Linked DNA regions of Homo sapiens: all the other regions are linked to region 1. Evidence: read pairs that join two places in POLR2A ChIA-PET (ENCODE). Cell type or tissue: GM12878. All regions are shown on one strand.

The links. Peaks named below come from ENCODE experiments on the same cell type or tissue, not always from the same donor. Only the 100,000 strongest peaks of a DNase experiment are listed, where the experiment ranks them.
Region 2: POLR2A ChIA-PET joins it to region 1 with 7 read pairs; 2 of 35 experiments call an interaction of 5 or more read pairs at or near these places.
Region 3: POLR2A ChIA-PET joins it to region 1 with 5 read pairs; 2 of 35 experiments call an interaction of 5 or more read pairs at or near these places.

Annotation. Positions count from the first base shown.
Region 1 is chr18:10,478,580-10,486,579 of GRCh38, forward strand. It overlaps APCDD1 (APC down-regulated 1), which reads left to right. Exons shown (of 5, transcript NM_153000.5): 4 at 6,883-7,204. Among named protein-coding and RNA genes, the nearest start is that of APCDD1, 28 kb to the left of the region's middle. RefSeq lists enhancers at 4,265-4,434, 4,455-4,504, 4,545-4,734 and a silencer at 7,345-7,544. In GM12878, no CTCF peak of the experiment used is centred here; DNase peaks (open chromatin) are centred at 4,512 and 4,912; H3K4me3 peaks cover 303 bases; H3K27ac peaks cover 1,717 bases.
Region 2 is chr18:10,384,639-10,392,638 of GRCh38, forward strand. LOC105371989 (a long non-coding RNA gene) reads left to right here. Exons shown (of 3, transcript XR_001753348.1): 2 at 3,204-3,330. LOC124904370 (small nucleolar RNA U13) reads right to left here and starts at 5,362; the gene lies at 5,260-5,362. In GM12878, no CTCF peak of the experiment used is centred here; a DNase peak (open chromatin) is centred at 7,101; H3K4me3 peaks cover 979 bases; H3K27ac peaks cover 1,387 bases.
Region 3 is chr18:11,961,914-11,969,913 of GRCh38, forward strand. No RefSeq gene overlaps it. Among named protein-coding and RNA genes, the nearest start is that of IMPA2, 16 kb to the right of the region's middle. In GM12878, a CTCF peak has its summit at 2,188; no DNase peak of the experiment used is centred here.

The DNA.
Region 1 (8,000 bases):
TGGAGAACTCTCAGGCCTCTTTTATAAGGGCACTAATCCCCTTCTTAAGGGCTGTACCCTCATGACCTAGTCACCCCCCACAGGCCCCACCTCCTAATTTCCTCACATTCGTGGTAAGGATTTTAACATGGATTTTGAGGCGACACAAACATTCAGTGTGTTGGATAGACAGCAAGCCTGCCTGGGCAGTCTGTACCTAAAGCCACAGCTCTTCACCCACTTCCTTCTGAAAGTGGCATCATCATGCTCCCTTTAGATGATCAAAATGAGCCCCAATTCACAAGCTCCTAGAATCCCAGATAGGAAAAGCACCCCGAGTTCCCTCCCACAAGGCAGGTGGGCGCCCATCATTTGTGATGAATGCTAGCTACTCCATTTAATTCTTTACATGTCCAATGCCAGCTTTCTCTCCGTTTGCCTGTTAGCCGAGAACCCTGTGCAACTCTCTCCTGGATGTCATGGGAAATATGACAAAGAGAGAACACTTGGTCTTGGCCTCAAAGGACTCGTAATACAGAAGACCCGAGAAGGATGTACCTGCAGGGTTATCTACAGCAGAAATTTAATCAAATACTTGGCACATCGCAGTTACAAAGAAAGTTTTCAACGTGGGCCATTGGCCACTGCAGGTTTCTTTGTGAGAAACATTTGTGTGTTTTTTATCCGAGGGAACAAAACCCTAGGAAAGGAAGTTTCCATCATCTACTCCCATTTTTCCTCCTTCTTGAACAAAACTTTTAGCTCAAGGAACACTGCTTTTGAAGGCTTGTGTTTCATGCAGCCTGCTTCCTTAGTTGATCTGTTCACAAGATCACATCAAGTAATTTCTTCCATTCTGGGAAGATGGCGAAAACAAACAGATACTGTCAGCAGATGTTGATGAACCACCTTTCCAGAAATAAACAGTGGCAGGGAACAGAGAAAGCCTGGAGAATCCCCATCAGTCATCAGCCGGAGAAGACCTTTTCCTGGGCTGGAGTCCTTGCTGGGGAAACGTCTGTTCTCTGCAGCCTGAGGCAGCTCTGGCCAGGAGGCAGCACTCAGCAAGTCCTAAGACCAAATTACCATCCTGGCTCCACTTTGGGTTTGTAAAGTCATCTGACTTTTTCTCTCCAGGTGCCTTAGTTGCCTCGTCTGTAAAATGTACCCATGGTCTCCTGGGAGGTTGTAAAGTCTAAGGAGATGCTGTACTTGAGCCTCCGAGACTCGAATATCCTGTAAATGCAAGCTGTAGCTATTTAACTTGTTACCTGGAGCTAAGCAGGAATCAGAGAGCAGAGTAGGCAGAACCCCACTCTTTGCCTAGAACATTGCTCATTTATAAAGTATAAGTTTCTTTCTCATTTTTAGAACAAGTTTAATTTTTTTTCCAGAGATTATTTGCATGGGATCCTTTTTCTCCCTTCCCCTTTCTGATGAAAGCTTTTTATAGTGTGTGTAAAGAATAGCAACAAGGAAACACTTTCTGGTTCCTCTGCTTTAACCTTCAAATCTTCTGGGTACAGAAGCTCTGGCTTTAAATAGCCCTTTCTAAGATTCGGGGAAAGGGGATGCCGTGGAAGCCAAGTTGGTGAGCCTGGGAGAGGACACTTCTCAAATGAGAGTCATGTCTTGGAACATGGATCCCCAAAAAAGAGGGAATAATTTTACGGAGCAAATGATACTCCACAGTACCAATCACTCATCATGTTTAAAAACTGCATATCTAATTCTCTTTCCATGTATCCATCTTGGAAGAATACTGTTTCCGAAAAACATCTCAGAAAAGAGAAACTTTAGAATGAATACAATATACAGGCTTTAATTTCTGCTTCTCTGTAGTTGTGCCTGTAGGTCTCTAATTTTTATTCAGGCCAAAGATTATGAGAATTAGCATAAATGATATTTTTAAAATTTGTTACAATACAGAGGTGTCTCCTTATTCAACGGTAGCTAAAATTGTCCCCTCGTTGACAGTATCCACAGAGGCCAGAAACAACTCTGCTTGTTATGATAACTTTGGCTTCTTCATGACTGCTAAAGAGTTGTCCCAGCACTTGGGGAGGCTGAGGCAGGCAGATTGCCCTGAGCTCAGAAGTTTGAGACCAGCCTGGGCAACATGGTGAAACCCCGTCTCTACAAAAAATACAAAAAAAAAATTTATCCAGTCATGGTGGTGCACACCTGTAGTCCCAGCTACTTGGGAGGCTGAGGTGGGAGGATTGCTTGAGCCTGGGAGGTGGAGGTTGCAGTGATCTGAGATCACATCACTGCACTCCAACCTGGGCAACCCCCAGACTTTCTCTTTCCCACCTCCAACAGTGAGACCCTGTCTCAAAAAAAGAAAAAAAAAAGGTAACTAGTCAACAACCAAAAAAAATAAAAAATAAAAAAAATTGGCAAAGAAAAATGTAAATTAAGACCACAATGAGCTATCAGTTTACCCAGTAGGATGGCTATTACAAAATACAAAACGATCAAAACTAGAAAATATCCAGTATTGGGAAGGATGTGGAGAAATTGGAACCTTATACATTGCTGATGGAAATGTAAAATGATTGAGCCACTCCAGAAAATGGTACGGTGGTTCCCCCCAAAAATTAAACATAGAATTACCAAATTGATCCACCTATTCTCCTTCTGGGTACATACCCAAAAGAATTAAAAGCAAGGACTTGAACAAACATGGTCCTAGCAGCATCAATCACAGTAGCCAAGAGGTGGAAGCAACCTAAATGTCCATCGACAGATGAATAAATCAACAAAATGTGGAATAGTCATACAATGAATATCAGCCTTAAAAGGATGGAAATTCTGACACATTTTACAACATCGATAAAACTTGAGGAGCTTATAGTAAGTGAAACAGGCCAGATACAAAAAGACAAATAGTGATAGTTCCCCTCAGATGAGGCACCTAGAATAGTCAAATCCACAGAGACAGAAAGGAGAATGGAGGTTTCCAGGGGCAGGAGAGAGAATGAGGCGTTAGTGTTTAGTGGGTGCAGATTTTCAGCTGGGGAAGATGAAGAGGTTCCAGGGGTAGCCGCACAACAGTGTGAATATACTTTAAAATGGCTAAGATGGCAAATTCTATGTTAGGTATTTTTTTAAACACAGTAATAAAAAAAAAAAAGCATCTAGTTTAGGGATTTGGCAAGACCAATACCCAAGAGCCAGGTTTCTCCCACTCCCTGCACCCTCCCTAAATTCTCAGGCCCACCTGATGGAAAACAAGCCTCCCTGCGCCTGTGCTCTCCACAAGACAAAAAAAACAAACAAAAACACAAAAACCGTGCCTGGCCTGCTTTTCTCTGCTATGGAACAGCAACACTTCAGCCAGGACCATCAACCTCCTGAAGTGACCAAGTCCCACTGGGTCCTCGTCTCGGAGCTCAGGACCCCGGCCTCATTATTGCTAAAGGAAAGCACCTCTGAAAACACTCATTCTGGAACAGCCCAGGCGACAGCAGTGCCCCCTCCCCTCCCCCGAGCCTTTGCCTTGTCTGAGCCAAACAGCAGTTGCTCCTCGACGTCATCCCAGAAGCATCTCTTGCAAGAACTAACGTCCCTTATTTCATTTCTCTCTCCCACCCCCACCTTAGAAGCTCTCTGAGCTCTTCCTGAATTGATCCTGGTATTTGACAAATTAAATCTTTTCAGGAATTGAGACTCTCACCTCCTTAGAATGACCAGAAATGAAGGAGTTGCAACTGATGTTTTTAAATTCCCAAATTACAGATGGCAAACCAAGTTGTGGGGAATGGCGCAGAGGGGAGCTGAAGGCTGGGGTTGGGGAAGCGGGGCTGCCAGCTAGGCTTTGGGGACCTGCCCAGGCGGAGGGGGTAGCCACTACCAGCGATGAGCTGCAAATGGTAGGAGTGCGCAGCTCCTCCTGGCTGACGGGAAGATCTGACTCCGCGCTTCTTGTTACCCTGATGGTACGAGTGCTTCATGTGGCCTCTCTTATTTCAGCATGTGCTGGGCTCACCTGTAGGTGGTGCTGAGCCAGGGGCCGGCTCCTGCACAGCTTGTGTCTGATAACAGGCATCACAAGAGAACACCACCTTCCTGGCTGTGAAGTTTTCGTGATTTGAATCCAAGTTCCCAGCCAGTGTCAGAGGGGGTGTCACTGGTCCCCACACCAGGACCACAGGCCTGATTTCAATGGTGACTGTTCCAGCAGTTATGCAGGAGCCCTGGGCTGGGCACACTATGTCATACTAACTTTCCATCCTGTGTTTTGAATATCAGAACTCTTGTTAAGGTGAAAACTCTGGAACCTTTACCCCATAGTAGTTGACCAAGGAAACGTAAAGGCAAAGCTACCGTACTCAGTGATGCTTTCTTTTAACTCAGTTTGTATTTTCTTCACCTTAAGGTGCATTTGAAAGATAGTGGCACATAGGGTGTCAGAAAGGCCTTTATTTAATGTTCACACCAAGTGGGTGCACTGAGTGGGAACCACCTTAATCTGCTGTTCATTTCTTGCAGCAGTTATGCAAGTAAGTATAATGATCACCATTGTAAAAATGAGGAAGTTGAAATGGAGAGAAATAAATAGCTTGCCCAAAATCACCAGCTGTGAAGCGGCCGGGGCTGGCCTTGGCCCCCAGGAACTGGCCGGAGACATCTTTCCGTGACGTAATTAAGCTCTGGCCTAATGGGCCTCATGCAGGAGCTCATCTCCATTTCTCCTGTAACTTGCAGAGGGCAGCTCACTGCTGAGCACAGGTTGCAGGCAGTTTCTCCGTGTGCCCCTAAGCCCTCTGTAGGAAACTGCAGGCCAAAAAATGCACGTAGAGCTTGGGGACGCCCAGGACTTGGCCTTCATCTCAATGCTGCAGCTCTTTGATCCAATTGTCTACAAGCCACAAACCATGTTAGCAAAGGAAACATTATCTCGCCTGAAGTGCAACTCTATGCCCATCTAATGCACACAGCAGCAGCGCAAGTTAGTGAGCAGCAGCTGGGAAGCCCACAGCTCTTCCTGCCCTCTCTGGGAAACCAAACAGCGACCACAACGAAATCACATGTTGAGTGAGGGCTGTAAACCCAAAGACCCTGGTGACTGAGATCTCCAACTTTAGAGAACTGCTAGAGAACAAGTGTGTGCCTGCCCAGTCAGTGGGTGCCCCTCAGCCTTGGCCACAGGACAGATGTGAGGCCATGAACTGATGGCATGGGAGCACGGGGCTGGGGTGGCCCAGCCGTCCCCAGAACACTGAGCTACCAACTTCTACCTCCCTACCACAGCCTGATCCGATCGGCACGTGCTGCTAGTGGTCAGCGTTCTGCTAGCCTACCAGCTTTGCACCCCCTGGGTGGAAGGAGAATAGCGGAGGGATGACCCAGGTGCAGGAGGAGGCAGCCCGGGCTCAGAGGTGTCTGAAGACCTTGGTCAGACAGCGAGGCACTGGCACTGTGTTCAAGCACCCTGTGCCCTGACTTCCAGCATCTCTGACGTGTGCACCTCTCACCAGAGAGGCCTTTCTGTGCCACAAACCTAGACAGCCCTTGTTCCCTGCTGTGTCCGTGTTATAAAATAGACCAGGCAAGAGAGGGTCTTCTGGAAGGTCAGAGCTGTGGCCGTCTTGCTTAAAGCTGAGAAAGCAGGAAGCAGATGAGGAACGCAGAAACCTTCTGAACCTGGAGGCGGGCAGACCGGGACAGAGGGCAGTGTGCGCGTGTGCTTGCTGCTCCGCAGCTTCCAGCTCTCCCTTCTTGCGGGCCGCCTCCTCCATTCCCTCTTCTAAAGGACCTTGCGTTTCCTACACAACTCCATTTCATCCACAGCCAGTGGAGCGCTGGCCTTTTTATTTTTCTTTGTGTCTCCTAACTTTTTTTATTAAAATAAATTTTAATTGTGGTAAAATACACATAATGTAAAATGTATCGTTTAACCAGTTTTAAGTGTGCAGTTCTGTGGCACTGATCGCATTCATGTTATTATACAACCATCACCACCATCCACTTTTTCATCTTCCCAGACTGAACCTCTAGTCCCATTAAACCACTCCTTGTCCCCCCCTTCCAGCTCCTGCAACCACCATTCCACTTTCTGTCTCTATGAATTTGATCACTCTAGGAACCTCATATAAGTGACATCATACAGTGTCCTTTTGTGTTTGGCTTATTTCACTTACCAGGGTGTCCCCAAGGTTCATCCCTATTGTAGCGGGTGTCAGAACTTCCTGCCTTCCTAAGGCTGAAGAGTATTTCATTGTATGGATAGACCGCATTTTGTTGATCCATCCATCTGTCAGTGGACACTTGGGTTGCTTCTACCTTTTGGTTATTGTAAATAACCCTGATGTGAACATGGGTGTGCAAATATCTATTCAAGTCCCTGCTTTCAACTCTTTTGGGTACATACCCAGAAGTGAGATTGCTGGGTCATATGGTAATTCTGTTTTGTTGTTTTTTGTTTTGTTTTGTTTTGTTTTTTGAGGAACCACCTTACTGTTTTCCATAGTGGCTGGACCATTGTATATTCTCATCAGCTGTGTTTAAGGGTTCCAATTTCTTCACATCCTTGCCAACTTGTGATTTTTTGATAGCATTTTTTGATAGTAGCCATCCTAATGGGTGTGAGGTGCTGCCATCATTTCTTTTTGAAATCAAGTGTCCAGTGCATGTGGTCTGAAAACTTAATAGGATTCTAAAGTGTCCACATCACACCTGAAATGTTTGCATAGGTCTGTACTGTCAGGCAAACGTGTGCACTCACACATCACTCTCACCTCTGTCTGTGCCCGGAGCATGATTCCAGTTGGTTCTTGGTGTCGAGGTTGTCAGTGATGGTGATCTGGTGCCTGGTGAGACCCCATTTGCCGGAAGCATGTGTGCACTGCTCCCTTGGGAAGATAGAGGCCTCTGAATGTGTTTGTTTCTTGGCTTCAGAACCACGACCATGCCTGCATCGCCTGTCGGATCATCTATCGGTCAGACGAGCACCACCCTCCCATCCTGCCCCCAAAGGCAGACCTGACCATCGGCCTGCACGGGGAGTGGGTGAGCCAGCGCTGTGAGGTGCGCCCCGAAGTCCTCTTCCTCACCCGCCACTTCATCTTCCATGACAACAACAACACCTGGGAGGGCCACTACTACCACTACTCAGACCCGGTGTGCAAGCACCCCACCTTCTCCATCTACGCCCGGGGCCGCTACAGCCGCGGCGTCCTCTCGTCCAGGGTCATGGGAGGCACCGAGTTCGTGTTCAAAGGTAGGATTCCCATCTCAAGTCCCAGTATCACAGCCAATAAACAGCCCTGTGACATTTTTGTGGAGGCAGAGCTGAGGGAAAGGACCTCTTTTCTGCCTGAGTTCCCAGGAAAGAAATTGGGGAGTCATTTCTGCCTCAGTCCTTCCCAACGCCCTCTGAGTTTCTCCCTGCTCAAAATGGATCAGGTGGACAGCCTCCACTTGCAGGCCTGAATGCGAGAGGAGTCCACGCCACTGCCTGTGGGAAGTTGCCAGCCAGGGAGGATGTTACTGGGAATGAAATCTCTGGCCAGGTGCGGAGGCTCATGCCTGTAATCCCAACACTTTGGGAAACCAAGGCAGGAGGATCTCATGAGGCCAGAAGTTTGAAACCAGCCTGGGCAACATAGTGAGGCCCTAACTCTATAAAAAAATAAAATAAATTAGCTGGATGTGGTGGCATGTGCCTGTAGTCCCAGCTGTTCTGGAGGCTGAGCTAGGAGGATCGCTTGAGCCCAGGAAGTTGAGGCTACAGTAAGATATGATCATGCCACTGTACTCCAGCCTGGGCAACAGAGAAAGACCCTGTCTCTAAAAAACAAAAAAAGAAATCTCAAGTCTGCACTTTGTGTTCTTTATACACAACTCTGGCAGATTCCATGCTGCCCCTCTAATAACACTGCGTTTGCTTGCATGCCACAGTGCTTTCCTGAGTGAGCAATAAAGAGGTGTTAGTGACACCTCAGGTGCTCAGAGCTGTCCTTTCCAACCCTGAGCTTGTCGTGTAATTGAGAGGTTGTCACCTGCTTGGAGGTGGG
Region 2 (8,000 bases), 94 kb before region 1:
CTCTCTTATGTCCTGCCCACTTCTTTCAGTGATGAGAAAGTGAAGATATGGGAGGAGTAAGTGACTTGCTTTGGGTCACAGAGCAAGCACATGACATAATACCCCAATATCACATGCACAAGAAGGACTGCTGGGTGGTGTCGGCAATCCAGCTCTCAAGTCAGCTCTGGGTTCCCATCACAGCTCATCCTTTCTTGTAAGAATTGTAACCCTGGGTGTGTTCCCTTACCCTCTCCACCCCACCTTCCTTACCTATAAAACAGGGTCAACAAAAAATGCTTACTTCAAAGTTTTGATGGGAGTATTGAATGAGTGACTGTGCATAGGACCATCACAGTAGTGCCCGGCACAGAGAAGCCCCCGGCCAGTGTGAGCCGTTGTTATCATTAGTCAGAGTTCACCTGTGCTAGGAGCCCACTGTCTGCTGGTTCTCTGTGATGGCCTTCACCCCCTGGGCATGATGAAGACCTGAGGTCTGCCTACTGGAGCCTTTGTCTGACCCTCTTTTTTGCGTTTTTGCTTTTTCATGGCATCCACTTCAGGATCTTCCAGAATCTTGTGGGGAGGGAAAACATAAAATATAATTACTAAAGGGAGGGAGGGAGCAATGAATCCTAATTAATTATACTTTAAAGAAAAATTTGTCCCCAAAATGGCCAGCAGTGCTGAAGTAGTGTCTGTGGTCATTACTAGGGGACTCAGCAGCTATCAGCCACTACCCTGCACCCTTGTATGGGGCCCAGCCTCACCTCTGATCTTGTCCTTGCTGACGTTAGTGAGCCCTGGGCGTGGGGTTTGCTAAGGTTCACTGTGACCCTAGGCTCAGGCCTCAGCCTCTGGTCATGAGGGCCTCGGGCTCTGTCCCACCCAGGCTGTCTCAGCACCCTCAGGGCCGCCTCCTGGCCCAAACCTAGGGTCCTGAGCAGGGGGTGAACTGTGGCCACATGGAACAAAGGCCACTAGGCTGGGAATGTTTGTCTGCATTGTTTCGGAGGCGTCTGCTATACTCCTTCTGGGGCATCAGGCATCAAAAGATTCCCTGGCTCCTCTCTTGAAAGCTAGCCATGTATCCCTTGCCTTCCATTAAATATACTCATAAATATAAATTAAATGAACCAGTCTTAATTTAAATGAACATGTTAGTACTGTTCATTTCAGTGTGAATACAGGTAATTAAATATTGCTAATGTTATTATTTAGGAGGGTGATTGTGCCTTTTTCTCTTATTTATTGGGTGTTTTTAAAACTTTTGCTTTAAATAAATGCAACCCTACTTTAATGTTTGGCAGAATATTAGTCACAGCCCTGTAAACAATTCCTACATATTTCTCTAAATGTGGGTAGTAAAGTGCACACCCCTCATCTTACTGAAGGTCTTCTCCAGACATTCTGCAGGTAACTGGAGACACAAATATGAACAGGCCCCATTCAGCCCTTCAGGCCCAGGCTATCTAGCAGGGGGTTCCTATTTCCCTCCTGCTGGGCCTGAAATCTCTGCAATAGGAATTGCTCATAGTTAGAGAGCAAAGGCCTCCCTTCTTTGCTCTCAAGAGAGCAGAACTACACAGGAGAGATGACTCTTTTATTTTGAAAAGCTTCCCAAACTGAGCCTGGCAAAAACAATCTAAAATGTTAGAAGAGGTCGAGTGTACGCAAAATTGCTTGGAAATAGGTCCTGTTCCCAGAGCAGCTTTTAAAAGGGTGGCGGGCGGGAGGGGAATAGGAAAGGGAAGGATGGATATAAAAGCAACCAGAACCCAGGAGCACTTGATCCCTGAGGAATGAGCTTGTAAGGAAAGCAACTCAACAAAAAGTCAGCACTACAATGCCGCTTGGACAAGGTTGCCACTTTTCCCAGAAACACTGTCTTTGGAAGACAAGGTTGATAGTAAAACACACAGGCCCTGCTTCCTTTACCTACCTCCCACACCCTGGAGGTTATATTACAACAATTGCATCTGTTTAGATTTGTTCTGTCTTTTCTCTGTCCCATCTGCGAGAGGTGGCACTCTTCTAGCTTCCTATGTTACGATTCTCTGCTATGTTTGGGCAAGTACTATGTTGTCTGGTTTTAAAAACGGAAAAACAAAGAGTTCAGTGACTGACTTAGAAACACACATATTAGTCATCAATGGATCTGAAACTATCCAGTCTCCTGACTGCCATTTAAATATTCTTTTCAAAAGCCAATCCTTAAAAACTCATCATTCTGCAGAAAAGGCTTTTTCCCTGTGTTGGGAATTCATAATCACCATTTTCTTGAAGAATCCAATAATTAGCCTCCTGTGTGATCTCTCTAGTTTCTCTACATTTTATCTAGTGTTGTCTGAAATGTAAGAATCTGAAACCCAAGTTGCAATCATCTTGTCCCCAGCAACTGTTTTACTCTCAAGTTCCTCATCAGATCAGGACCATTGTCCCATTTCATGGCATGGTTAAGAAGTCTAGCCAGCAGCTTTCAACCAGCAAATTCTTTCAAAGCAAGTCATAATTTGCTCCATTGCTAAACAATCAAAGGTCCAGATGCACTCTTTTGTTCTTATCAGCAGAACCATGGCATAAGCATCCCTCCAAGTAATTTCTAACATCTTTATCATCGAGGCTCTCCCCACACGATTTCCCCAGAAGGTTGTGCTGAGGTCCTCAGTCTTGGCCTGATGATCAGTCCTTAGGGCTCTGCACCACTGTGTCTTTATTCCAACACTCACTGAACAAGGTCATATACACGTTATCTCTCCTCCTTATTGTAAAAAAAAAATGCATAGAATCAAATTTAACTATTCCTTGGTGAACACCTGCCATCTGCCAAGCATCCTGTAGGTATTTTAAAACACATTGTCTCACCCACTCTGTATGCAGGCAAACTCAGCTTCTTTTCTAGATAAAAACCTTGAGCTCAGACTTGCCAGCTCCCTGTCTTCTCACTCCTTGCATCTCTCTAGTTCCTCCTGGAAGTTATCCAATCCTCTCCTCGGCCCCATCTGTCAGAGGTAGCAGGCTTCTAGCTCCTACATTGCGATTCTATGATATGTTCACGCAAGCACTATGTTGTCTAGTTTTAAAGGCAGAAAAAACAAAGAGTTCAATAGCTTATCCAAAAACACACATATTAGTCATCAATGGATATAGAGCCATCCACAGTCTTGACTCTCATTTAAGTATTCTTATCAAAAACTGATCCTTAATATTTCATCATTCTTCAGGAGGGCTGCAGGAACTTGGAGTACTACATGTAATAACATACTGGTCATCACTCTTGGCAAATATTGAAAGCTTCACTTGGTCCCTGACACCTAAAGGATAAAGAAGAGCTTGATGATCTGATGTGAGGTAAGGAAAGTGGAGATGGGTAGCCTATATTCACAGTTTTGCAAAAGATTTATTGCATTAGGAGCCCTGTGGGAAATCTTGCTGTTCAGAAGATGAGGCCACAGTTGTAGAACCTTAGACCCCTGGAGGTGTAAGTGGCCTCACAGATCACCACATCCAGCTTGAGTCCACCTGACAACATTTTTGCTCCTTAGAAAGGTCTTCTAGAAAGCAGAGCCAGAGTCAAGGATTAAAGTACTAGCCCTTAACTTGGCAGGTAAAAATCCAAAGGTGTGTACAAGGAAACAAGACAAGGGAATGAGAGGAGCCATGCGGTTGGGTGTGCTGGCTGCTGCTTCATGACAGCCATGAAGAAACTCAGCAGTGGCTTGGCAGGTGTGTCCACAGGGCACAGAGCATTTCTCTGAGAAGTTGCTGAAATTAATGACTTCTTTGGGGGTATTTCACAGATGAAAGAAAGCAAACATGTTTGTCTGCTAAGCTATCTCCCTTCTCCCAGTTCTTACTAGTCAAGGTTCACCATGAGGCAAGATATTTCCCTCACACTTCCCAGTAGCAACACTGGCTGTTTGGTGAAAGTCCAAGACACATGAGATCACGTTGATTCATATCTGGAAGAGGAGTGGTGGTTTGACACACGTGGGCTTGGCCTTTGGGCACATGAGCCTTGGAGCCCAGGGTGCAACTCAGACACCAATCTGCTCAGGGATCATGGCAGAAATGGCCCCAGGAAGTGGGAAATGTTTTTGGACAGCAGGAGGCAGTTATGGGACTCTCAGAAGGTGCACAAGATTTAGGTCCAAAACATCTACTAAGTGATCATTCAGCAACTAATGTACATCTCCAATATGGAGGAACTCATTGCTTCATCAAGAAACCTCTTTTTTTTTATTAAGCAAAAATCTATGATCCCTTAGAAATTTAGCCTCTTACTCTAGTTATGTCCTCCCAGAACCACGTAGAACAATTTTAACCCATCATCCACATGATGGTTCTTTTGTCTGTTTGGGACTTCAGGTGTCGAGCTTTGAGTTCTCGTGGTATTGTTGGCCTGTACAGGATCTCATTCCATGCTTCCATTCCTCCCTCCTCTGTATGCCACAATTATAAGGTGGTTTATGTGTATCTGATTATTTGTATGTCTTCTCATAAAAACTATGTTGTTTTGTGTGCATACACTTTTAATTTACCTGAAGGGATTGTGCTCATGGTATTTTTTTACTTTTTTCACTTAGTTATGTTTTTAATATATAGCCATGTTGCTGTCCTGTTCATCCAGGAATGAACACCTACTTTGCCTCTTATGCCTATGCAAACAACAGGTTTTAATGCTTGTTATTTTATAAGAATGTGTTAGAATTTTTCTAGAATACATACCCAGAAGTGGTATATAGTCTAGAAAATATATTTCTGGTGGAGTTTCGGGGTCATTGGGTATAAACATACTTAGATTGACTAAGTACTTCCGGATTAATCTCCAAAGTGGCTGCCCGTCTATATTTTCACCAACAGCCCATGAGATTCTTACATTCCTACATTTTCACCAATATTTTCATTTTCTCACTTTTTCAATTGACATTTCTCATTTAAGTGCAAAGAAATGTTATCATTCTAGTTTATGGTTTCCTAATCACTAATAATTTTGAATATCATTTTGTATGTTTGTCAGCCTTTTGGACTTTTCTTCCATGAATTACTTGTTACATATTTTTTGGTTGTGTCGTCTTTTACTTATTCTTGATAGATTCCTAGCTAGCAGAGATATTAGCCTCTTTTTTTAGTGTATTGATTGCAAATATCCTCTCTTATGTTTTTATATCTGCTTGTCTTGTCCATGGTATCCTTCATTGGACATGAATTTTTAATTTTAATGTAATCGTTGTGCCTTATGGTTTTCTGCTTTTAAGGTTATGTTATGTTTTTTTTCACCTTCAATGGGTAATATGTCAATGCTATAATAAGGCTTTAAGGAGGCACATTTCACACGTTAGTGTGAAAAACCAATCATCATGCTTATGATCCACAAAAGGATCTAAGGTTATGTTTAAAAATCCGTTCCTCCTCCAGAAGTTAATACTGCATTCTTCTACATTATTTGATTATTTTATAGTTAATATCTCCATTTCTTAGGTCTTTTGCCCATCTGCAACACCTCTTTCTAAATGATGTTGGGTAAGAATCTGGTTTTATTTTCCTCCATAAAGAAAGCCACCCAGGGATGTGTTGGAGCAGCTTGTGCCATGTGGCAAGAGCCAATTGTTAAATATTGAGGAATTTTGTAAGCTGGTTGCTAAATTGTTGGCAGTTTGAAATAGGCCGTGCTGGGAGTTTTTATACCATGGGAATTATCAATAAATCAAGTATTTTTTCCTTTAGGGGACTGGTTTACCACTACGCCATTGAAATGTCTACTGAATGTTCCTTTCTTTATTGATCTATACTGCTACTTTTATCATATATTAAGTTCCCATATACAAGGGATCTTGTCTGCGACTTTTTATGCCATTTCATTGGCCTGTTTGTCTATTCTTATCTGGTGCCATACTGTTTTTATTACTGTGTCTTTGAAGCTTATCTTAGTGGCTCATAGAGCAAGATCCCACTCTGTGCTCCTCTTTTTTAAAGTTGACTTAACCCTTCATAGACTATTACATAGTAGAATATTATGTCCTAAACCATTTTAGAATAAGTTTAACAAGTGCCTTACAAATATATCTGGCATTTGATTGATGTTTTGAAGCTATGAAACAATGTTGGGAGAGTTGATATTTTCAAAAAGTCCATCCAAGAACATGACTAACTCTCTATTTATTCAGATTCTGTTGTACAAAGTTGAATTAAATTTTAATATTTTTCCAAATTGCTTTTATTCATTATTTGCTAATTCCTGATGCTTTACAGATATTGTCACAATTCTGAATGGCATTTTTTTAAGAATATTTTCCAGTTGATTGCTGTTAATGCTATTAATTTTTGAATTATGAATAAATTTTTGAAACATGCTAATTTTTTGAAATTTGACCTTGCCAAAAACTCTTATTATTTCAGTTGGGTTTTGTTGAATTTTCTATGATCATAGTGTTTTAAAATATGATAGGTTTATTTCTTCGTTTTCTATCTTCACACTGCATTTTCCTTTCTTGATAATGATGGACAGCATTTATACCACCACATTTTGCTGTAGCAGTGCTGATAAGCATTCAACAGAGCTTGGCCCAGAAATGATCTGATATTGGAACTATCATAAGGATGTTAAATATTTTAATAAATAAATATGTAAGTACAGATGTTAAATATGCTAAAAAACTATAGTACAACAAGTAGACAATAATGCTTGAACAGATGGTGGATGTCAGCAGAGAGATATAAACTATAACCAGAGTCAAATGAAAATGTTAGAAGTGAAAAACATAGTATCAGAGATGAAGAACTCTTTCAATGAGTTTATCAGCAAACTGGACATATCAAAATAAAACATCCGTGAACCTAAAGATAAGTAAATAGAAATTAAGCAAAGTGAAACACAAAGAAAGAACAAAGAGAAAAAATACAGCAAGGGATATAAGGCTATGGGACAACATAAAATACCTAAAATTGGAGAAGGTGGAGAGGAGAATAGGCAGAAGAAATATTTAAAAAGACTGGCTGATAATTATTTTTTAGTTAATGAGAGTCAACTAATTACAGATTGAAGAAGCTCAAGAAAACTGAAGCAGGATTAAAAAAATATATACTTGTCTACATCATAATGAAACTATAGAAAACCAAAAATGAAAGAGAAAATCTTGAAGAGAGCCAGAAAGTTTCAAAAGGAACAACTTACACACAGAGAAAAAATATATAAGAATTATGGACAACTTCTCATCAGAAGTTAACTAAGCCTAAAGAAAATGGAGAGACATCTTTAAAGTACTAAAATAAGCATCAGTCAACCAAGAATTCTATATCCAGTGAAAATGTCTTAGAAAAATGAAGGCAGAATGAAGAGATTTTAGACAAACAAAAGCTGAGAGAATTTACTGCCAAAAATATTGAGGACATTTTTTTTTAGAAAGAAAGAGTAAGATAGCAGATGGAGGCTAGGCGCGGTGGCTCACAACTGTAATCCCAGCATTTTCGGAAGATGAGATGGGTGGATCACTTGAGGTCAGGAGTTCAAGAACAGCCTGGCCAACATGGGGAAACCCCGTCTCTACTAAAAATACAAAAATTAGCCAAGAGTGCTGGGGCACGCCTGTAGTCCCAGCTACCGGGCAGGAGAATTGCTTGAATCCAGGAGGCGGAGGTTTCAGTGAACCGAGATTATGCCGTTGCACCTCAGTCTGTGTGACAGTGGAGACTCTGTTTAAAAAAAAAAAAATGACAGCAGATGGCAATTTAGATGTATACAAAGAAAAAAGTGTGCTAGAACAAATAAAAATACAGTTAAATAAAGTAGAAACTTTTCTTATCTTTAAAAGAGAACCGAACAACAAAACACACTAACAGTGTGTTGGGGGGCTTATAACATACATAGAAAAGAAATGACAGTAATAGCATGAAGTAATACAATATTATTTGCATGTATATATGTGTGTGTGTGGGGGTGTGTGTGTGTGTGTGTGTGTATTAGCCAGGATACAAATGAAAATCACTCATCATATCATGAACCAGGAAAATATCAACTTGAA
Region 3 (8,000 bases), 1.5 Mb after region 1:
ATATAGTATATATGTATTATATTATGTATAATGTATATTATGTATTATATATTAATATATTACATATTAATATATTATAATATATTAATGTATATTACATATTAATATATTATAATATATTATAATATATATATATATATATATTTTTTTTTTGAGACTGAGTCCCGCTCTGTTGCCCAGGCTGGAGTGTAAATGCATGATCTCGGCTCACCGCAACCTCCGCTTCCCAGGTTTAAGTGATTTTCCTGCCTCAGCCTCCTAAGTAGCTGGGATTACAGGCACGTACCACCACACCCAGCTAATTTTTGTATTTTTAGTAGAGACGGGGTTTCACCATGTTGGCCAGGCTGATCTCAAACTCCTGACCTCAGGGGATCTGACTGCCTCGACCTCCCAAAGTGCTAGGATTACAGGCGTGGGCCACCGCGCCCAACCAAAATTTCAGCATAATATACTAATGTTCCATTCTTCTGCAACATCCTGAGCCATTAAAAAGGGGACAGTGCGCAGTTTGCCTGATAAATCATGTTTCTAAAACAAGTCTCTATGCCCTTTTCTCCCTCCCAGCAGTCTCAGGATATTTATTCTTAAATAAATTTAATTTTTGGTGTTCTTAGAAGGCAAGAAAGCTTTGAATCATTTCTGCCACTGCTGTTTTCAGTACTGCATACATCTCTCTGTTCCTGCTACAGCCTTCCTTATGGAGAAGCTTGGAATTTGATAAAGAAGGAAAGTTTCTTGGAGCAACCAGGAGTTAGTAATGTCATAGGATTATCAGAGCCACAATATTATCAGTCAGAGGATCTTTCAGGCTGCAAAGAGCCTGCAGATCATGATTAGAGGGTGTGGAAGGACTAGACAAGTCCTGGCAGCACTGACCCTTTATCCCTCCTCTTGCACTGCCCCCCCTCCCCCCACAACATTAAATCCACCCACTGAAAGTCCCATGAGCCTTTGGACAAAGTTTACATTATGCCGTTGGAAAATCTGATCCTATTCTGGATCATTGGCTTGCATCCCTTCCTCATTTGCATTTTGTGTGTCAGATCACTGGATCCAAAATAATTTGGTTGAGAACAAGTTGATCCAAAACAATATTTTTGTTTAAACAACAAATCATTGCTAACTAAATGCATCATCTACTATTTGTATTTTCTTGTATTTCTCATTTGAATCCTCTTTATTCATTTAAGGCATATTAGGCTCACTCTACTAGTTTGACAATGTCTTTGGTCTTTTAATTTTGCAAAATTGGCTAAAAATAAATGTTTCCAATCACCTACTTATGTTTGCATAATTTATATGTATGGTGTGGGGGGTGGATACTAATTTTAGATACCTTTAAAGTAATTGTGGCACAAATACCAGTGGTACTGAGTTGCTTCTCCAGCAAAGTGAAGCATAAAGAGATATAAACTCCTTGACCATCCTGCTAGGGGAGTTTCAGAATCCTTCCAGGTTACTTACTTTCTTTCTTTATTTTTTTTTGTTGTAGAGATGGATCTCGCTATGTTGACCAGGCTGGTTTCAAACTCCTGGATTCAAGGGGACCTCCCACCTTGGCCTCCCAAAGTACTGGGTGTGAGCCACCATGCCTAGTGAGTGCATGGTTACTTTGGTTACTTTCTTTTTTTTCTTTATTCTTTTTTTTTTTTTTAAGACAAAGTCTTGCTCTGTCGCCCAGGCTGGAGTGCAGTAGCACGATCTCTGCTCACTGCAACCTCCACCTCCTGGGTTCAAGCAATTCTCCTGCCTCAGCCTCCTGAGTAGCTGGGACTACAGGCGTATGCCACCACGCCCAACTAATTTTTTCTTTTTCTTTCTTTTTTTTTTTTTTTGTATTTTTAGTAGAGACAGGGTTTCACCGTGTTAACCAGGATGGTCTCGATATCCTGACCTCACAATCCGCCTGCCTCGGCCTCCCAAAATGCTGGGATTACAGGTGTGAGCCACCGCACCTGGCCTAGATGGTTACTTTCTATGTGCTTGCCTTTGCAAAATAAGGAACGTGTTCTCTTTGGCCCTACCTAAATCTGAAGCCTAGCAGCACATTTACAGCTTTCCCCAGGGTAGTCTGGGAGGCCCTTCAGGTCGGTAGCCTGTGGAATTAGCATGGTTTGGTGCTCTCACTCCTCACGCTCTCCAGTAGCCAAGACAAGAGGCCCCTGGCTAGCTCTGGTAATGCACCTCCTGCTGGGAGGATGCTGACACCTCAGTGTTCATACTCTGGCTTAACCTTAACACTGTTGCCTCAGAATGCATCTCCTTGCTCATTCTCCTGAGATATAGGGACTGCTCTCTCTTTCTCTTTTTGAGCTTTTTCCAAAAGTCTTCACCCTTCATCACAAAACTATTCAGAATGCTAGGAAACAGGCCCTTGTTGTAAGCAAAACATTTTTATAGGAACACAAAGTTAATATTAGTATAAAACTGCACACGTGTGAAATAAGAAGCCTAAAATGTGAGCAATCTTAGGGTTTATGTATGTCATTTGTTAGAAATGTTAGAAATCTTTGCAAATAGCCAAACAAAAGGTGAATTCAGCTCTGGAATACAGATGACTTGAGAATGATGCTCATGAACACACGGAGGGTTTTTTTTCCAAATATGGAAGCAGTAGAATTGACTTTAGAAGTTAACTTTATTAACAACTTCAGTAGAACTCTCCTATAAATAGAAATAAAATATACTCAGTTCTCTGCCTCAGGGATGGTTCCCCTACTACCACCACTCCCAGAGAAATACATTTGGGAGAGTTTTAGGAGTCAGTACATTTTTCAGTACCCTTGAGGATGTTTTTCTGTGCAGAGGAAAAATTATTCGGAGATGCCTTGGTCTTAAAAATTAATATTTGATTTTAAAAGAGTTTTTAGTTCCACTTCATTCACATTCCTTCTAGCAAATTTTAACAATTGGCTAGGCATGGTGGCTCATGCCTATAATCCCAGCACTTTGGGAGGCCAAGACAGGCATTTTGCTTGAGCCCAGGAGTTCAAGACCAGCCTGGGCAACATAGTGAAACCGTGTCCTTACAAAAAAAATACAAAAATTAGCTGGGTGTGGTGGCATCCACCTGTAGTCCCAGCTACTTGGGAGGCTGGGGTGGGAGGATCACCTAAGCCCAGGAAGTTCAAGGCTGCAGTGAACCCACTGCCCTCCAGTCTGTGTGGCAGAGTGAGACCTTGTCTCAAATTTTTTTTTTTTTTTTTTTTTTGAGACAGAGTCTTGCTCTGTCTCCGAGGCTGGAGTGCAGTGTGCAATCTCGGCTCACCGCAAGCTCCGCCTCCGGGGTTCACGCCATTCTCCTGCCTCAGCCTCCTGAGTAGCTGGGACTACAGGCACATGCCACCACGCCTGGCTAATTTTTTGTATTTTTAGTAGAGACGGGGTTTCACCTTGTTAGCCAGGATGGTCTCGATCTCCTGACCTAGTGATCCGCCTGCCTCAGCCTCCCAAAGTGCTGTGATTACAGGCGTCAGTTACCACGCACGGCCAAAAAAAAATTTTTTTTTTTAATCACTTTTTTTTTTTTTTCTGAGACGGAGTTTCGCTCTTGTTGCCCAAGCTGGAGTACAATGGCGCGATCTCGGCTCACTGCACCCTCCGCCTCCTGGGTTCAGGTGATTCTTCTGCCTTAGCCTCCTGAGTAGCTGGGATTACAGGCGTGCACCACCACGCCCGGCTAAGTTTTGCATCTTTAGTAGAGACGGGGTTTCACCATGTTGGTCAGGCTGGTCTAAAACTCCTGACCTCAGATGTTCCACCCGTCCCGGCCTCCCAAAGTGCTGAGATTACAGGTGTGAGCCACAACGCCCGGCCAACAATCACTTTTTTTTTTATTTTTTTGAGATGAAGTCTTGCTCTTGTCCCCCAGGCTGGAGTGCAATGGCACCATCCCAGCTCACTGCAACTTCTGCCTCCCGGGTTCAAGTGATTCTAATACCTTGGCCCCCCGAGTAGCTGGGATTACAGGCGCCTGCCACCACCCCCAGCTAATTTTTGTATTTTTAGTAGAGACAGGGTTTCACTATGTTGGCCAGGCTGGTCTAGAACTCCTGACCTCAGGTGATCCACCTGCCTCGCCCTCCCAAAGTGCTGGGATTACAGGCGTGTGCCACCGCACCCGGCCAACAATCACTTTTAATAGTGATTTTTATAATTTGATTATTTGCAAATATTGTTACATGTGCTTTAACATATTAAATGCTTTTATATATTTAATAATTTACTTTTAAGCACTTCAATCGTCTCACTTAGACAAAATGTTTCCAAGTTTTAAATTATTAATTTTTTTTAATAAATAGAGACATGTCGCCCACGCTGGTTTCTAACTCCTGAGCTCAAGCAATTCTCTGGCCTTGGCTTCCCAAAGTGCTGAGATTACAGGTGTGAGCCACTGCACCTGGCCAAAAATTTTTAAATAACATTGATAATTACAAATTAAATGCATTAATATGGTGAACTTAAGGTCATTTAAATGCTAGTTTCTTTTTTTGAGACAGAGTCTCACTCTGTTGCCCAGGCTGGAGTGCAGTGGCACAATCTCGGCTTACTGCAACCTCCACTTCTAGGGCTCAAGTGATTCTCCTGCCTCAGCCTCCCAAGTAGCTGGGATTACAGGCGTGCACCACCATGCCTGGCTAATTTATTTTTATTTTATTTTTTTATTTTTAGTAGAGACGAGGTTTTGCCATGTTGGTCAGTTTGATCTTGAACTCCTGACCTCAGGTGATCTGCCCGCTTCGAGCTCCCAAAGTGCTGGGATTACAAACATGAACCACCACGTCTGGCCTCACTTAAATGTTTTAACATTTAATTTAATTTAAATGTTTTAGTAAAATCTCATCTTAAAATCACAAATTTGGTCGGGTGTGGTGGCTCAGGCCTGTAATCCCAGCACTTTGGGAGGTGAGGTGGGAGGGTCACTTGAGTCCAGCAATTGGTGACCCTGTCTCTACAAATAATTTAAAAATTAGTTGGAGGTGGTGGTGCACACCTGTAGTGCCAGCTACTCGGAGGGCTGAAGTGAGTGGATCGCTTGGGCCAAGGAGTTGGATGCTGCAGTGAGCTGCAGCCTCTACACTCCAGCCTTAGGGATGGAATGAGACCTTGTCTCTAAAATAACAAAAGGAATGGCCGGGTGCGTTGGCTCACGCCTGTAATCCCAGCACTTTGGGAGGCTGAGGCGGGTGGATCACGAGGTCAGGAGTTCAAGACCAGCCTGGCCAAGACAGTGAAACCCCGTCTCTAGTAAAAATACAAAAATTAGCTGGGCATGGTGGTGGGCACCTATAATCCCAGCTACTCGGGAGGCTGAGGCAGAGAATTGCTTGAACCCAAGAGGCAGAGGTTGCAGTGAGCCAAGATCGTGCCACTGCACTCCAGCCTAGGTGACAGAGCGAGACTCCGACTCAAAAAAAACAAAAACAAAAACAAAAAAAACAACAAAAGGAACAAACCACACACATTCAATTACATATATATGTATATATATATGTATATATGTATATATATGTGTATATATATGTATGTATGTATATATATATGTGTGTGTGTATATATATATATTTTTTTTTCTTTTTGAGATGGAGTCTCGCTCTATTGCCCAGGCTGGAGTGCATTGGTGCTATCTCGGCTCACTGCAAGCTCCACCTCCCAGGTTCACGCCATTCTCCTGCCTCAGCCTCCCGAGTAGGTGAGACTACAGGTGCCTGCCACCACGTCCGGCTAATTTTTTGTATTTTTAGTAGAGACGGGGTTTCACCGTGTTAGCCAGGATGGTCTCGATCTCCTGACCTTGTGATCCACCCGCCTCGGCCTCCCAAAGTGTTGGGATTACAGGTGTGAGCCACCGCGCCCAGCCCTCAATTACATATTTTAACTTGAATTGCAAAACTTACCTGTAAGAACCCCTTAGAACCTACCAACTGTATACCGATAGTTCTTTAACATGGAGATATTAAGCATGTGAGTTTGAGTCCCTTTAGTATTTCTTTGCTTAATGCTACATCCTCCCAGGGATAAGAGGCTCATCCCCTCAGGGAACAGTGGATCTCAATTCACAGAAGGTGAGGTTTCTGCCCAAGACCTCGGAACCTAATAGACTTCGGCATTATTTTCACTTTCTTCCTACTCTCACTGATACGACAATGACTGATCTGACAATGTTACCTGATTAAATTCTGCATCTCTCATCTGTTTTTTTCCCCAGATTCTGCAAACTAATTTCCAAGCCCATTCTAATGACAATCTGTTGCTAGGCCCACCCAGCAGCCTTGTCATCTCTTGTATCCTACATAGTATTTTTTTCTGTCCAGTTACACTTCTAACTCAATTTGGGACCCTAGATGGTGCCTGCCTTAGTGTGCAGGGCTACCAATGAAATGAGTGATGATAATATAGAATCCTACATCTCACTTTCCCTTCTTGTTTCCCTAACCACCAAAGACCAATGTGCATTGAATAAATAGAAGAATAGAAAATACTCTGTGTGTGTGTGTGTGCGTATGTGTGTGTGTGTGTGTGTGTGTGTGTAGAGGACAGGAGAGAGGGAGAGAGAAGAAATTTGCCATACATCTTTCATGAATATATAGCTGATAGAAGAAAGCTGGTAAACACAGAATCTCATTAAGAATTTCCATTTCTGGGCCAGAGGTGGTGGCTTATGCCTGTAATCCTAGCACTTTGGATTGAATTAGTTCATGAATGAGTGAATTAGTTGAATTAGTACATGAATGAGTGACTACATGAACAAATGATATACATGAGGATGTATCCATGCAGAAATCTGAAATTTATATTTATTTTCCCCCTTAAATTGGGTCCCTTTCCTGGCAGAAAAGACTCGAATTTTGGTGCTGACTATAATATTTTCTTTTTAAGACACAGACAAGTAGAATGTGCGTATCTCATTTGAGTCTCATATTCGTCTTCAAGGTAAAAAAAAAAAATGTGCTTAGTAGTGGCGGCTGCCTTAGAAATGGAAATTCTCTTTTTCTTTTTTCTTTTTTTTAAATTAGACAAGTTCTCCCTCTGTCACCCAGGCTGGAGTCCAGTGATGGGATCTTGGCTCACTGCAGCCTCAACCTCCCACACGCAAGTGATCATCCCACCTCAGCCTCCCCAGTAGCTGGGATTACAGGCACACAGTACAACGCCAGGCTAATTAAAAAAAAATTTGGCCGGGCGCAGTGGCTCACGCCTGTAATCCCAACACTTTGGGAGGCCAAGGTGGGAGGATCACCTGAGGTCAGGAGTTTGAGACTAGCCTGGCCAACATGGTGAAACCCCACCTCTACTAAAAAATACAAAAATTAGCCAGGCATGGTGGCAGGCAGCTGTAATCCTAGCTACTCAGGAGGCTGAGGCAGGAGAATCACTTGAACTCAGGAGGCAGAGGTTGCAGTAAGCCAAGACTGCACCACTGCACTCCAGCCTGGGCAACAAGAGCGAGACTCCATCTCAAAAAAAACAAAAAAAAAATTTGGTAGAGATAGGGTCTCATTGTTCTCATTGTATTGCCCAGGCTGGTCTTGAACTCCTGGGCTCATGTGATCCTCCTGCCATGGCCTTCCAAAGTGCTGGGATTACAGACATGAGACATGAGCCACCTCACCCGGCACAGAAATGGAAATCCTTTTTTTTTTTTTTTTTTTTTTGAGATGGAGTTTCTTTCACTCTTGTTGCCCAGGCTGGAGTGCAATGGCGCGATCTCGGCTCACTGCAACCTTGCCTCCCGGGTTCAAGCAATTCTCCTGCATCAGCCTCCTGAGTAGCTCGGATTACAGGCATGCGCCATCATGCCTGGCTAATTTTGTATTTTTAGTAGAGACGGGGTTTCTCCATATTGGTCAGGCTGGTCTTGAACTCCCAACCTCAGGTGATCCGCCCACCTCGGCCTCCCAAAGTGCTGGGATTACAGGTGTGAGCCACCACGCCCGGCCTCACAGCAACGGAAATTCGTAATGAGATTCTGTATTCACCAGCTTTCTTCAATCAGC